Linked DNA regions of Homo sapiens: all the other regions are linked to region 3. The links are chromatin contacts, found by Hi-C or POLR2A ChIA-PET in ENCODE. All regions are on one chromosome and are shown on one strand. Each heading gives the region's core, a stretch centred on a gene start or an enhancer-like site at or near the end of the contact. The rest is flanking DNA. Distances are from core to core; before and after follow the strand shown.

What was found. Hi-C counts contacts between places; a loop is a spot of excess contacts on that map. ChIA-PET counts read pairs that join two places held with the same protein, here RNA polymerase II (POLR2A). Pooled maps may share reads with other maps.
Region 1: a loop to region 3 is called in a pooled map, with 4 times the contacts of the local background. The contact joins the enhancer-like site here to the promoter of CC2D2B in region 3. A Hi-C loop is called at or near these places in 2 of 168 maps with a recorded cell type or tissue (IMR-90 and natural killer cell) and 9 of 50 pooled maps. POLR2A ChIA-PET finds 5 or more read pairs at or near these places in 2 of 52 experiments (K562 and activated CD4-positive, alpha-beta memory T cell).
Region 2: a pooled map shows a loop between it and region 3 (2.1-fold over the local background). The contact joins the enhancer-like site here to the promoter of CC2D2B in region 3. A Hi-C loop is called at or near these places in 2 of 168 maps with a recorded cell type or tissue (IMR-90 and natural killer cell) and 4 of 50 pooled maps. POLR2A ChIA-PET finds 5 or more read pairs at or near these places in 2 of 52 experiments (activated B cell and activated CD4-positive, alpha-beta memory T cell).

What each region holds. Positions count from the first base shown.
Region 1 is chr10:95,840,313-95,845,284 of GRCh38, reverse strand. It overlaps ENTPD1 (ectonucleoside triphosphate diphosphohydrolase 1), which reads right to left. Exons shown (of 10, transcript NM_001776.6): 4 at 2,791-2,941; 5 at 650-809. The region is part of intron 4 of ENTPD1-AS1 (ENTPD1 antisense RNA 1); the gene reads left to right. Among named protein-coding and RNA genes, the nearest start is that of CC2D2B, 65 kb to the left of the region's middle. RefSeq lists an enhancer at 3,237-3,376. Within about 2 kb of position 3,429, at least 7 of the 41 ENCODE cell types and tissues checked have a DNase peak (open chromatin) inside an H3K27ac peak, as active enhancers do.
Region 2 is chr10:95,817,372-95,822,115 of GRCh38, reverse strand. All of the region lies in intron 1 of ENTPD1 (ectonucleoside triphosphate diphosphohydrolase 1), which reads right to left. The region is part of intron 4 of ENTPD1-AS1 (ENTPD1 antisense RNA 1); the gene reads left to right. Among named protein-coding and RNA genes, the nearest start is that of ENTPD1, 64 kb to the right of the region's middle. RefSeq lists an enhancer at 1,464-1,513. Within about 2 kb of position 2,379, at least 4 of the 41 ENCODE cell types and tissues checked have a DNase peak (open chromatin) inside an H3K27ac peak, as active enhancers do.
Region 3 is chr10:95,906,094-95,911,056 of GRCh38, reverse strand. CC2D2B (coiled-coil and C2 domain containing 2B) reads right to left here and starts at 3,082. Exons shown (of 35, transcript NM_001349008.3): 1 at 3,000-3,082. All of the region lies in intron 2 of ENTPD1-AS1 (ENTPD1 antisense RNA 1), which reads left to right. RefSeq lists enhancers at 2,766-2,825, 2,866-3,055.

The sequences.
Region 1 (4,972 bases), core at 2,180-4,679, 66 kb after region 3:
GGGATTTCCTAAGGCAAAGAAACAGGGGCATAAAGGTGAGGCAAAGCTCACTAGAGGCTCCTGATCTACAACAGATTATCAGCAAGAAAAGAGGGGCTTCAAAGACATAGCTCAGACTGCCGGACATAGAAGCAGTGTAACTGGTGTTTAAAAACAAGAGGTCTGAGGCCAGACACATTCAAGTTCAAATTCTCACTCAGTCGCTTGTTAGCTGTACAGCCATGGGCAGACTAATTACCCTCTCTAGGCATCGATATGGGGCTCTAAAATGGGGATGATGTAGTACCTCATAGTGTTGTTCTAAGGATAAAATCAGAGAAAACATGAAAAGTGCTGAGCACAGCGGGAGACACATAGCAGAAGGCAAATGTTAGCTATTCTAATTTTTAATGATAAATTTTTAATTTCCTTTATGCCTCCCTAAGGTAAAGACATGTCCTTATTCTCCCAATAGTAGAAGGTCTTGTAAGAGAATTATACCTCTGGTGACCCTTACAAATGTGAGAGTAAATTCATTCATCCAGTCATCCATCCATCCATCCATCTATCATTCATTCATTCATTCTGGCTAGCGACCCAAGTACTGCCTGAGATAGCAATGGCATTGGCCTCCAGAGAGCCACCTCCATGGATGCTGTGAGATATTCACCTGACTGAATTTGCCCAGCAGATAGTTGATAGTAATCCAGCCATAGGCACCTTCCTCTTGGCCAGTAATGATCCTGGCACCCTGGAAGTCAAAGGGGTAGTTGCTGAGGCTCCTCTCCACCACATCCAGAACCCTGTCTGCCAACTCTTCACTTTCCATCCTGTACAAAGGAAGAGCTGAGGTTATCATTTTTGTTTTAATAATTATATTACATTACCCATTTCAGCTACAGCATCCACACAGTGCTACTAAGAAGTGAACCATAATGCCCTGGAATAAATGAAGAGATGGGGATCTTCGCACATAGCTGTCCAAGAAACCCCTTTTTTGGATGAGGCAGAATTAATATTTTGTTCATCTCTCTCCAAATCCACATCCTTCCAATCCTTTCATAGGTTGGTTTTCCTTAAAATACCACTTTTGTTCTGAAGTTCCCTGGCTCAAAAAGTTATCAAAGGCTCTTAAAATTACTGTGGTGGTGATAGCTGGGTATGGTTTGATGACCATACCTGAAGCTGATGTGTGCTATATTAACCACTGTGGGTGGCTCCTAGCTGGTTACATGGCCAGACTCTGCTCCAGGTTTTTAATTAGGGTTCTAGTAGAAACCAGGTGGCAAATGACCTGGAATAGATATCCAATCTCCTCTGCTGCCAGACTGGGAAAAATCTTCCTCATATTACAGCTCAGTTCTTGGGTCTGTTTGAGACCTTGAGACCTAAAGAAGGAATCTTCCAGGGTTGTCTTAATGAAGATGGGATGCAATTGCTTCCAAGATCTAGGCTACCCAACACTGGGAGTCTCTGAGCGAGAGGATGCTACCTTCCAGCTGGCATTAGGCCCCTGTCATCTCTCATCTAAATGGCGTCCACACCTACTAACTGCCTTCCTTTTATCCCCAGCTTTTCTCCCCTCCAATCCATCTTCTCTACCAGTGTCACCAGTTGTGTAGCATCCTTTAATGGCTTCCTACTATCTCTAAGATAAACTCCAAACTTCCTAGCATGGCCCCATAGGGCACTTTGTGACCTGGACCCTTCCTTTTCAGAATCCCACTCAGAATCCTGGCTCCACCACTTCCCAGGTGTGTGACCTTGGGTGAGTTACTTAACATTTGTAAGCCACAGCTTCCTTATCTTGTTAATAATTGTTAATTTCATAGAGTTGTTATGACAGTGCAATTAAGTGCTTAGCGTAGTGCTAAGAACATAGGACGGGCTCAATAAATACGAGCTGCTACTATTATTATCATTATTATTTTACACTACTTACCTATCTTCTATCTATGCAGAACTACTTACAGTCCTCTGAATATGCCTCTCACACTTCCCTACCTTTGCACATCCGGTAGAACACAAGCTCCATGAAGTCAGAGACTTTGTCCTGTTCACTGTTGTATCCTCAGTACTTAGAACAGTGCCTGACATATAATAGGTGCTGAATAAACATCAGTTACTGAATGCATGCTGTCTGTTCTGCTGATAAAGCTGTTCCCCGATCCTCCAACTCATTTTTCATGATTCAGTTCAGGCATCCCTTCCTCTAAGTCTTCCTGACCTCCTCTCACCCTGGGCAGGGCCAAATGTGCTCCCATAGCAGCTCTGAGCACTCCTCTATTAAAACACTGATCACCCTGCATTGAAACTGATTTCCTTGAGGGTTGAGTTTTCATATTCTGGATAGAGCAGGCACTATATGCTGAATGAATGAACAAGTGAACAAATAATTCACACAGGTATCAAGTGATATAAAGATGTGCTAGTTGTGAATATTTATGACCTGGGATGTCTATGAGTCTCCTCTTATCCTCTTCCTCCCAGATATTGAATAGTTAAATCTGTAGCCCCAAACCCCAGAGTATACGGGCCCAGTCTTTCTCTCCCTGTGCCCCTTCCCCTTTGAATCCCCCATAGGGAGATGCACAAGGGGGCTTTTTTTTTTAACATACATAAAATCCTACCCCTATATATACTAAGAGTTTGAACATTTTATTCACTTACTAAAATATCCTTTCTTAAGTATGGACTTGGGTGTGTAGAACTTGGGGTATTAGGGAGTGTGGCCCTTTCCCATAACTTCAGAGGCTCTTTCACTGCCAAGCCTAACTCCCAGATACTCTTGGTCCCTACATGCTGCTATACCTGAGCAACCGCATGCCTGCCGTGGCTCCCAGGTAAACGGGTGTCTCTTGGTGCTGGGACCTTGGAATCACTTCCCTAGCTCTTTCCATGCAATCAGTCAGGTAAATGCCTATTTCATTTACTTTCTGAACAAATTTTGAGATTCCAGGACCTAGGAAAAAATGTAGAAGATAACAATCTTTTAAAAAAAAATTATAAAACATACCTTGACAATAGTAGATCAAAATATGGTGTTTTGAAAAAAATACAAGAAAACAATTTCCTGATGTACTATACATTAGGTTATTGTACTTAGAGGGTAATTCACTGGACCTAGCCTTGAGAGGATTTAATTTCCAGACTTTAAGTTGGGTCTGTTCAGTGTTCAATAATTCTGCCACTGGATGGCGCAATTTCATATTCAATTGCATAACATTCTCAGACTTTAATGGGGATATTATAGATAGCTACTCTGTTAGCTGCTTTTTGATATTTCCTCCAGAACACTGTAATTAATGACACTAGTTCCTAAAAGACCTAAAGATAACACTTGGAATAAAAATTAAGCGTCAGACAAATTGGCTTTTACTAAAAAGATGGAAGCTGCCACTAACTAGTTATCTGATCCTGGCCAGCACCTTAAAGTTTCTGAGGTGGAGTTGCTTCCTGTTACAAGAAAGAGGAACAGAATCTATGTCTCTTCAGTGACTTTTCCACTCCGATATCCTGCCTCCCTAGCAAAACTGTTTTTCCAGTTTTAGAGCAAAACCGACTGTTGCTATGGAGGATTAGAGCCAAGATTCCTTAAGCTTTTTGAAGTTATAACAACACTTTCATCTCACATTAAGATAAATATCTACACTATCAGTGCTTCATAGCAGAGTAATTGCTTTAAGGATAATTATTCAAATAAGTTATCCAGATCATTCACAGGTTTTCAAACAGCCTAATAACCATGAGAAAATCAGCTCTAAGTTACCAGCTAATTGTTTTGATTCAGAAAATTTGGTGTTAAATATTTGATTAACTAGAGAACTCTCTCTTTTGAGAGGGAAGAATCCTTCATTGTTAGGCCAAACGCTCATGGGATAAGTCTCAGAAGAAGGACATCTGCTAGATTTTTTTTTTTGAGACGGAGTCTTGCTCTGTCGCCCAGGCTGGAGTGTAGTGGCGCGATCTCGGCTAACTGCAACCTCCGCCTCCCGGGTTCAAGTGATTCTCCTGCCTCAGCCACCCTAGTAGCTGGGACTACAGGCACGCACCACCATGCCTAGCTAATTTTTTTGTATTTTTAGTAGATACAGGGTTTCACCGTGTTAGCCAGGATGGTCTCCATCTCCTGACCTTGTGATCCGCCCACCTCAGCCTCCCAAAGTGCTGGGATTACAGGCATGAGCCACCGTGCTTGGCCATTAAAATAACTTTTAAAAATGGAAGGCAGTGTGTCAAATAAAAGCCAATAAAATGAGGGATTTGGGCTTTAAGAAAGGCCAGAAGTACTGTCTCAGATGGGGCCAAAGTGTCAGTATTGATGGGGCTACTGGGTAGAATGACTTGCTCTCTTGGAAATATCTCCTCTCTACTACTTTCTTGACGACCTGTGAAAATTAGTGGATTCCACAGGCTGTCAAACTGAAAATCAATTATCTTCTAGGATCTAGGCTATCAGTCTGACTAAAAATAAACAGTGGGTTCCCAGCTCAAAAGGCTAAGAGAGATAAAAGTCAGAGAGACTGTGGTATAATGGTGCATGGTAGGGTACTGGGTAAAGGGATTGAAAGCTGAATGTCAACCACTCTAACATATTATGACCTTAAAAGAAAAAAATTATTGATATATAATGCAGCAGCTCAGAGTAGCAGGAAACCTAGAGTGTAATTAGGAGACCTAGATTCTTGTCTCTATTCTGTTGCTACTTTCAAGGCACTAATCCTCCAGGTTTTTGTTTCCTTCTCTGTGAAACAAAATTTAAACGATCTGTAAGTTCCTTTTCCCAGCCCTAAGAGCCTATAATTTGGTCTTTCCTGCCTACACAGAAGCTGAAAGCTTTGAAAAATGTCTTCCAAGCTGTAGATCAGGGTACAAAGATTAAGAGAGCAATAAATCTCTGAACCAGACAGATTAGCATCACCTAGGAACTTCTTAGAAATACAGATTATCAGGCTTCATTCCAGATCTGCTGACTCAGAAACTCTAGGGGATG
Region 2 (4,744 bases), core at 1,130-3,629, 88 kb after region 3:
AGGCAGGAGAATCACTTGAACCCAGGAGGCAGAGGTTGCTGTGAGCCAAGATTGCACCACTGTGCTCTAGCCTGGAGACAGAGTGAAACTCCCTCTCAAAAAAAAAAAAAAAAAAAAAAGGCAAAAGCTACTTTGGTCAGATGTAAACAGATTGCATAGAGGAAGTGAACAGGAAATGAAATGGTTGCACCATTCCCTCCATTTTGACAACTCAACCTCCTCCTCTCTCAACTCCCCAAACTATTCCCAAACGTAGAAGCTGGCTGGGCACTGAAATGGGAGCTCTCTCTGAAGCTCTTGAGCAGAAGCTTGAACTTAATCCAAGTCTAAGCTTGGATTAAGGTATGGGTCTCCAATCCACCTCAATCCCCAGAATCTTGAGGCAGTCTTTACCCATCAGACCAAACAATACAAAATTTAGGAGAAAAAGTTTTAGCAACATCATTATCTATTGCTTCCAAACAAGGAAGAGCAGGTGAAATACACAGCACTTCCCTGCTTCTCCCTTCCCAAAAGAAACTCCATTTTGTTCAGATGCTTGCCTTTCCCCCAAGCTCAGGGATGGACTTGTCTGTGTAATTTCATTCCCTCACCAGTGACTGGTTTAATAATGGGTATGCCACCTAATTATGGCCCATGTGACCGTGGAGGAAGTCTTCTGGGGCAAGTCTAGGGAAAAAAGAAAACATTCTCTCTTCATCCTCAAACATTGTCCTGCCTGGAAGGGATGGCATTCAATGATGGCAGAGCAGAGAGATGTAGAGAACGTGAGTCCTTGATGGCATTTTAAGCTGCTAAATCAACAAATGCTGAGCCCATCCTTCCATAAAACTTATGCTTTGACCCAATTAGAGTCAGGATTTTAACTACTTGAAGCTAAAACATCTGGATAAAACTGGTATGGGAGAGATGTCCTCTTTGATGCCAGTGTTCTGGAATCTGGAAAAGAACCCTCTAAGGGCACCCCACTTTGGTTCCCAACGTTGTGATGTTGACAAACACAGCCCTAAGCAGCATGTCCTTTAGATAAGCAATTATAAATAAAACAACCAATTATAAATATAACAACAAACAAACTGTAGCAATGTTTCTACCATAATAAAATTTTGAATGTTTTACTCCCTCAAGCTATTCAACAAGGTCTACTTGTTAACTTCTTTTGTTTTTGTAAATATGACAATCTTGCAATCTCATTTTCCTTCCATGGCCATTTCAGGCACTATTCTTAGCATCCAAGTTACTACAATAAAAAAAGAAAAACTGATAAGGCCCCTGCTCTTTGGAATTTACAATCTAGTTAGCAAGACAGATAAACCAGAAAAGAAGCACATAAATAGGTGATTTCAGGTCACAATATGTGCTAAGAAGAAATTCAAACCAAGGAACTTGATAGAGTGACTTGCGGTAGAATTGGGAATGAAGGGAAAGGTATCAGATTGAGGGTCAAGAAAGCCTCTCTCAGAAGATGACATTTGAGCCGAGACCTTGAAGGTGACATTTGAGGAGAAAACACCAGCCTGGAGAGGGAGTAAGAACATAAGAGGAAGAAGGAACAGAAACTGCAAGAACCCAGAGGTGGGAACCAACTTGATGTGACTATAATTATTTCTTCCTTTTCCTAACGAGAAAATTTACTAACTTCTTCTTGTCATTGAGGAGTTAGATGTACACTTTTCCACATTTTCCCAGCTTTTGCAATGATATCCAGGTTACCAGAATATATGCAAGCCTTTCATCCTACTCTTATTTCTTATTAAAGATATAATAAGAAAAAGATTTTTAGGTCAGAGAGAAAATTTAGGAATTTTTCATACATGATTTTTCAAATGTTTTTATTACCAAAAGAACCCACAATGGTTAAGTTTGTTTTTCATGTAACTGACTACATTACCCAGAGAGCAGTAATTAAAATGCTATCTTCCATGGACTATATGTCAGCCAGTTTTCAAAAGCCCTGATCACATCCAGGAAGCAGGAGAGTCATCTCAGAAGTGGTGCCAAAGAAGAGGTGCTAGAGGTGGGGTGCAGGTTGACATATCTTGGATGTGTTCATAAAAAGAGAATTACTTAGGTAACTGCCCCTTCTTCTTAGACCCCCAGAGTGCTTTCAGATCCCATGACTGCCACAGTCAAGCTCTATTATGGAAAATTCACATTGATTGTCTTCCCCCTGAAAAGCCCTTAATTTGCCTTGTGGATAACAGAAATGTGGTTTCTGTCATACAATGTGAAATGGTATTTCGAAACAGAATTTCAACAAATGATTTTACCAAAATATCCAATGGCAAAGTGTTGTCATTGTTTTCCCTTTGAATTGGCTTACTGTACTGGAGAATTTAAGACGGCCACTTCCTTTGCATTTTTTTCTTTTCATGTGATGTGACAAGGGAGGGGAATTTTCAGCTTAAAGTGAGAGAGCAAGGTAATATTAACTTCAACTCTTCACCTGACAGAGAGATAAAACTGAAGGAAACCCAAGCTTTGAAAAAACACAGGCTGATTTCAAGCCAATTAGCTGTGTCAGAGGAAAAATACCTTCAAGACTTTTATAAGAATCAAAGGAAGCAAAGGTTCTTTTGATTCTTATAGAAACAGCCATCATGATGTCCAGTTATAATCATACTAAGGTGAAAATCAAAATTATTTAATCTCGGCAGGGTGCAGTGGCTCACACCTGTAATCTCAGCACTTTGGGAGGCAAAGGTGGGCGGATCACTTGAGTCCAGGAGTTTGAGACTGGGGGGTAACATGGTGAAAATCTGTCTCTACAAAAAAAATACAAAAATTAGCCAGGCGTGGTGGCATATGCCTGTAGTCCCAGCTATTTGGGAGGCTGAGGTGAGAGGATCGCTTGAGCCCAGGACACCGAGGTTGTAGTGAGCCAAGATCACACCACTGCACTCTAGCCTGGGCAACAGAGTGAGACCCTGTCTCCAAAACAAACAAACAAATTATTTAATTTTGTCCATAGTCAAAATTCTGTTGTATAGAGAAATCCCAGCATTGCTACTCTGTGATAACAAAAATATAACAGCTTAAAATTTTACTCCATTAATAAACAGATTTGGGGTGTTGACAGATGTGGTGGATTTCAGGCAAAAAAAAGTTTTGCTTTGCAGATCCAATGTGACTGACTAGATTCAAATTGTTTCCAATTTGTTATGAGTCACATCTGGACTAAACTTTTCTTGTCATATAGAGAACAAAACAGCAAATGTGGACAAGCATTGGTGAGCAAACATTCAAGGAATGTTGTGGTCCTTCCTGTGTTTACATAGCCTAATGATGGAACAATCACTGAAGCTCAGAAGACTGGTCCTAATCTGGCGTTGTCGTTCCTCCAACTCACAGAGTCAAAGTCTCCACACCACCCCTGCTACCTTCCTTCTTCTCCATCAGGGAACTCTTCTTGAGGACACATATGTAGGTTGTTCTCACACTCAGGGGCTTGAAGATCCTCTCTCAGTTATTTCATCCCAAGCCCCTTAGACCCACCTTCTTCTATAGTGATATCCACATCCCCTGATTCCAGTCACCCTTACCTCATATCTGATCTTCTACAATGGCCCTTTCTGGTGACTCCCACACTTCCTAATTATCTTCTCTATCAGAATCCCTCCTTCATGTGGCTATAGAAATCTTCCACAATTGACGTTCCTAAGACTCTACCTTATCAAGAACCTATGTCCTGCTGTGTGCCAGATGAAAGCTACACTGGTCTACCTAGACCTCCAAGCCCTTCAGAAATTTCAGCCCTTCCCATTTTACCATTCCAACCAACAGATCTGTTTGGGTCCAAGATGAGAATTCCTGACATTATGACTACTAGAATGTAAGCTCCTTAGGGCAGGGACTTTTTTCTGGCTTGTTCATTGGTATATCCCATGTTGTATGAATGAATGAATGAATGAATGAATTTTGGATTCTCTGAACTTTTCTCAGTGTGGGACGCCTTCATTTGTAATTCCATTCCCCTCATTCTCCAAGTCTTTTTGTCTCCTTCAAAATCAAGCTCAGTTGGAAGCTATGCTCCCCCTATACTCTACAAAGCTCAGTTATGTCAGTAGTCCTCTCTTCATGTGCTACCTCTAGATATAGCTTGAACCATTTCAGTTTGGGAGTTCTATAGTTGTTGGAGAGGGGACTATGCCTCATTCATTTTTTCAGTTGGTCACTCAATAATTACTTATTGAACACATTATTACTATGAACTAGACCTGCCCTAGGCTCTGAGCTACAGCAATAACCCAAAGTGAGAAATGTCCCTATCCTCATGGTGCTTATATTCTAGTTGGGAGAAAAATACAATAAGCAAGATAAACAAAATTTACAGTGTATTACATAATTTTAAGTGCTGAGGAGGAAGAAAAAGCAAGGAAGGTAAAAAGGAAGGATGCAGTGATTAGGACTGGCCTGAGAAGGTGATTTCTATCACAGGGAGAAAGCCTGCATACCTCTGAGGCAAGAGCTTTACAGCATCTGGAACTGTACACAGAAAGGCCCTGAGGGGAGAGTAGTAGGAACTGGTCAGAGGATCAATGGGGTCCCCTGCTCATAAGGCCTTGAGGGCACTAGTGAGGGCTTTGCCTTATTCTGAGTGATGTGACTTACTTCTAAAGTCATTCATATAATCTATGCTTAGCAACTTAGGGGTGAACAAGGAACCATTGGGGGCTGTTGAAGTCACTGGAGAGAGAGGGTGTGGCCTTTTAGGGTGGCACATCCCTGCCTCTTGTGGTAATGA
Region 3 (4,963 bases), core at 1,833-4,332:
AATTATCATTGTTTGTAGATGATAGGTTTTTATACATGAAAAACCCAAAAGACTAAATAAAGTTTAGACATAATTAGAAAATTGGAATTGGCAGAATACAAGAGAATATATGTAAAAGTCAGTATCTTCCCTACATGCTAATGTACTAGAAAAAAATCACTTTCACAAAAAGGGTACTGAAAAAAACTTCAAGATACTAAGGAATTATTTTAATTAAAATATGTATGAATTCCCTTCCCCCCAAAAGTATAAAACTTTGCAGTAAGAAAAAAAAGGATCTGATTAAATATACATTTGATCTTAGCCAAAAGGCCAAGAGGCAATGATTAAATATAGATATTCTATGGAGGCAGGGAAATTGATTAAAAGGCTACTAATAGATACTAGAGATCTATTTGGATGTTTGTCTCCTCCAAATCTCATGTTGAAATGTGATTCCCAATAATGGACATGTGGCCAGGTGGGAAGTGATTGGATTGTGGGGGTGGATACCTCATGGTTGGCTTAGCACCATCCCCTTCATGATGAGTTCTTGCTCAGTTAGTTCACATGAGATCTAGTTGTTTAAAAGAGTCTGTCTAGGACCTCCCCCCTCCTTCCTTTATTTCCTCTCTTGCCATGTGACATGCTGGCTCCCCTTCCCTTCCACCATGATTGTAAGCTCCCTGATGCCCTCACCAGAAGCAGATGTTAGAGCCATGCTTATATAGCCTGCAGAACTGTGAGCCAATTAAAACTCTTTTCTTTATAAATTACCCAGTATTCTTCTATTGCAACGCAAGAATGGCCTAATACAAGAGTATCATTCAACATGACGGTTAAATGCAAGTTCATGCAATTCCCCAGACATTTGTAGAAACTAGAATGCCACACAAGTTTTTGTTTATCTGTTTGTTTTTTAGAGACAGGGTCTCACTCTTTCACCCAGGCTGAAGTGCAGTGGCATGATGACAGCTCATTACAGCCTTGAACTCCTGGGCTCAAGTGATCCACCTGCTTCCACCTCTTGAGTAGCTAGGACTACAGGCATGTGTCTCTAAGGCTCGGCTAATTATTATTATTGTTATTATTAGGTACAGACAGGGTCTCGCTGTGTTGCTCAGGCTGGTCTCAAACTCTTGGCCTCAAGCAATCCTCCTGCCTCAGCCTCTCAAAGCATTGGAATTATAGGCATGAGCCACTGCGCTTTGCCTAAACAAATTTCTAAATCAATTCTGCGGGCACAAGACTATGTGGATCCCTGAATCAGCACAGACTTCTTTTTGGCACAATTTTCAGTCACCTTGGTTACTTCTGTCACAGGCCATTTGGTTTCAGGAGTGCTAGCAAAATAAAACCACAGAAAAACCTCTAGCATGTGGAAATGGTTACACAATGCATATCTTAGTATATAGTAACATATCTTTAATTGTGATCCAATCAGAAAATTGGTTCCCTTTAATCTTCCCCTGGCTCTTGTTAGAAATATTTCTAAATGTATTAATGCACTTTCCTTCCTTAGCAGATCTGAATTCAGACCAAAATCCAATTTTATCTTTATCTCAGTTCATCTATTGTCACATAGTATGATGACACCTTTCTGAACTCTCTTATAGCAATGTTTCCTAAATGATGCCTTCCAGACTTAATTTGAATTAGGATGCTATGTCCAGAATTAAGGTCTCATTCACAGTTATGATGTAATTAAGGCAACAATAGCATTTTGTAAAAATAATCTATTAAATATATAGCACCAGCTACCCTTTATTGTTATTAGGATATGGAAGAAGTGGAATTTAACTTAACAATTCTTTACTTAGTTAAGAGGAATATAGCAGTATTTCACAGTGTTCTACAAAAAACATTATGACTTCCATGTATTGCATTAACTGGCAAGTTTAAAAATTAACTTAACTGTTATCTTGTTTTCCAAAATCAAAACTTAGGAACAAACGGCGTGACAAAAGATTTTCTGATCTGTGAATTTATTTAAGTCTTCGAAAGGCAACAAAACTAAATCACCCACTGCTCTGAGGACCAGTTCCCAAGTCATCATGTCCTGCTCCTGTAGATCAAGAAAGATTTGGGCCCACTTCTCTATCTTGGGACTTCTGGTACATGAAAACTAATGTGGAAACAGGTTACAAAAACTATCATATTATATTTTGAAAATTTACATCTAACACACACCATGCAACGTAGTTTTGCTACTCAAAGGTGAATTACAAGATTTATAAAAATGTATTAATTCTTAGAGCAACCACTGGCCAGGAGGCCCAGAAGCTCTAAACAAGTACTGTAATGTTTTTTATTCAAACCTGAAGATGTATCTCTGTGTCTATACTTATAGCCTCAATTAGAGAGAAAGTCAACCAGGAGGCCCTTTCTGAAAGTGAAGCCAAAAAACTCTCACATCACTTCCCCATCTAAGCCGCAGTGACCACTCTCCAACATTGACCACTCTCCAACATAACCCCTCAACTATAGCTGGATGGAGTTCTTGTTTATTCTCCCTGGCATCTCCAACCTTTAATTTTTACAACTTCCCCGCAAATGGATAGCATTCCGTGTTTCTAAGGCTGATTCAAACTCCACGTCTTTCAGGAAGTTTTTTCTAACTCTGTCTCTTGATCTCCAACAGCATTTGTAGTTCATAATGCGAATTTTTGTTCATTACATTCTACCTTCCAAGTTCATCTTCCTGCTTATCCTAATGTGAAGATCAGGACTAAGGCAAGGTGTTCAGCACACACAGTAGGCACTGAATTAATAATATGCCGACCCGTATTTCTTGCAAATCAAACACTGCTCTCGAGTGATTTTCAATTCTACTCATTCCCAAATTGGCTAACAAACCGGTCGGCCAGGCCCCCGAACTACAAGTCCCAGCGGCCTGCGCGGCCCCGGCTCCGGTTATCCCAGCCCAGCTAGTTCTGCCCATGCAGCAGAGCTCCACAAAAGTGCGGGAATGTCTGACAGGGAAGAATCAGAGAAACCTTCACCAGCAGCCCGACATTCACCTGGACGGACAGTGCACTTTTCTTACGTCTGGGCAGGGAAGGCAGGGCGCACCATCTACCGCAGGCTAGGATGATCACCAACCGCCCCACCGCACCCTGCGCCAGCCCTACGGCGCCCGCGGGCTGCAAGTAGCGGCGACCCAGGAGCATGCGCGCTGCCGCCCCTGGCCTGCCAGGACCCAGAGGGAGCGGAGCACGCGCCTTTGGGAATCTTCGGTGCGCCAAGTCTGTTCGCCGCCGGGGTCTATCACCCCCGCCCCTCGCCTCTGCCCGTGAGCGTGTGAGTTGTAGCGTACCCTGGGGTCTGTTCTGGAGGAGGCCTGAGAGCGGGGTTGCCTGGGGCGTGGGTCTCTCATCCCTCTCGTCCTGGTGAAGAAGAAGAGTATACCCAGCGGGTGAGTACCGGCCGCGAGCTCCCGGCTGAGCGGGCGTCCCCGGGGAGGACGCTGCGGGGCGCCGTTGTGGCAAGAGCGGTCGCCCGCGCAGGGCGTGGAGGCGCGAGGCCGGGGGACGCCAGCCGGCAAGTTGCACGGGTTGCAGCGCCCCGGGACCTACTTTCTCTTTGCCGTCGTCCCTGCCTTGCTAGGAAAAGAGGGGAGCTTTGACTTCAGGTGATTTCCTTTGTGGCTTACAAAAGAGCCCCCTAAATATGCAAGCGGTTCCTTTTATTTCCAGAGCTTGCTGTTAGCGTACTAATGTACTATGTTTAAAGTCTTAAATAGGGCATGCCAGACACGCTCACCCATGTGTCGTCATTCATCGCTTAATAAACAGAGTACGGCTCTCATTGTTTTTCTTTTTCCCATTGCCTCGCTCCGAGTTAAAATAACGAGATAAACTAAACGTGATGCGGTTGGGAACTTGTTCAGGGAAACCGGCTGGGGCGAACTTCGGAAACTTGCTAGTGTAGAGAGCCGCACGGTGGTGGTTTGTATGCTTTCACTCATTCAGGCTTTCCACAGTGTTTAACTGCGTTCTGTGTCAGGCATTATGCCCCAACAGTCGTCTTGTGTAAGACTTCCATGCATTTTTAAGCTTTGCTTTTATTTTCTAAATGTACATGTTAATAGAGAATAAACATTATTGACCTCTTTATTCTGATATTAATTGCCTAAGTTTCGTAGGATTGTCTTTATTTTTTAATAGTATGGTGACCAAAAGTAATACTAGTGTTTAACCTTAGTAAGCAAAATAGAGTCCCAGTGTCTCTGACAGCTTGGCACAGTTTCATTTGAGACCGTAAATCCCACCCTGTCTATAGTCTCTGTCATACTTGGTAACAACCCAGATAATTTATCCCTTCTCGCAGCCTCATTCCCACACCTTCTCCATCTGCTGATCGTCTCACTATCTGCCTTCTTCTGGAAACTGTAAACTCTTTTTCTAGACTCCTCATATGTAAACCCCTCTATATCTTTTTTTAAATTTATATATATATATATTTTATCATACTTTAAGTTCCAGGGTACATGCGCACAACGTGCAGGTTTGTTACATATGTATACATGTGCCATGTTGGTGTGCTGCACCCATTAACTCGTCATTTACATTAGGTATATCTCCTAATGCTATCCCTCCCCCTCCCCCCATTCCACAACAGGCCCTGGTGTGTGATGTTCCCCTTCCTGTGTCCAGGTGTTCTCATTGTTCAATTCTCATATGAAATACTATGCAGCCATAAAAAATGATGAGTTCATGTCATTTGTAGGGACATGGATGAAGCTGGAAACCATCATTCTCAGCAAAGTATCGCAAGGACAAAAAACCAAACACCACATGTTCTCACCCCTCTATGTCTTTATATCTTCTTGTTCACAAAACATTCCTCCTTGTGATATTGGGTACCTGGCTGTCTCCTGAAGACACTGCTTTCCCAGCAATTCACCACAGCGAAAGCCATGCCTGCTGGAGACACTGCTTTCCCAGCAATTCACCACAGCGAAAGCCGTGCCTGCCCGCGCCCC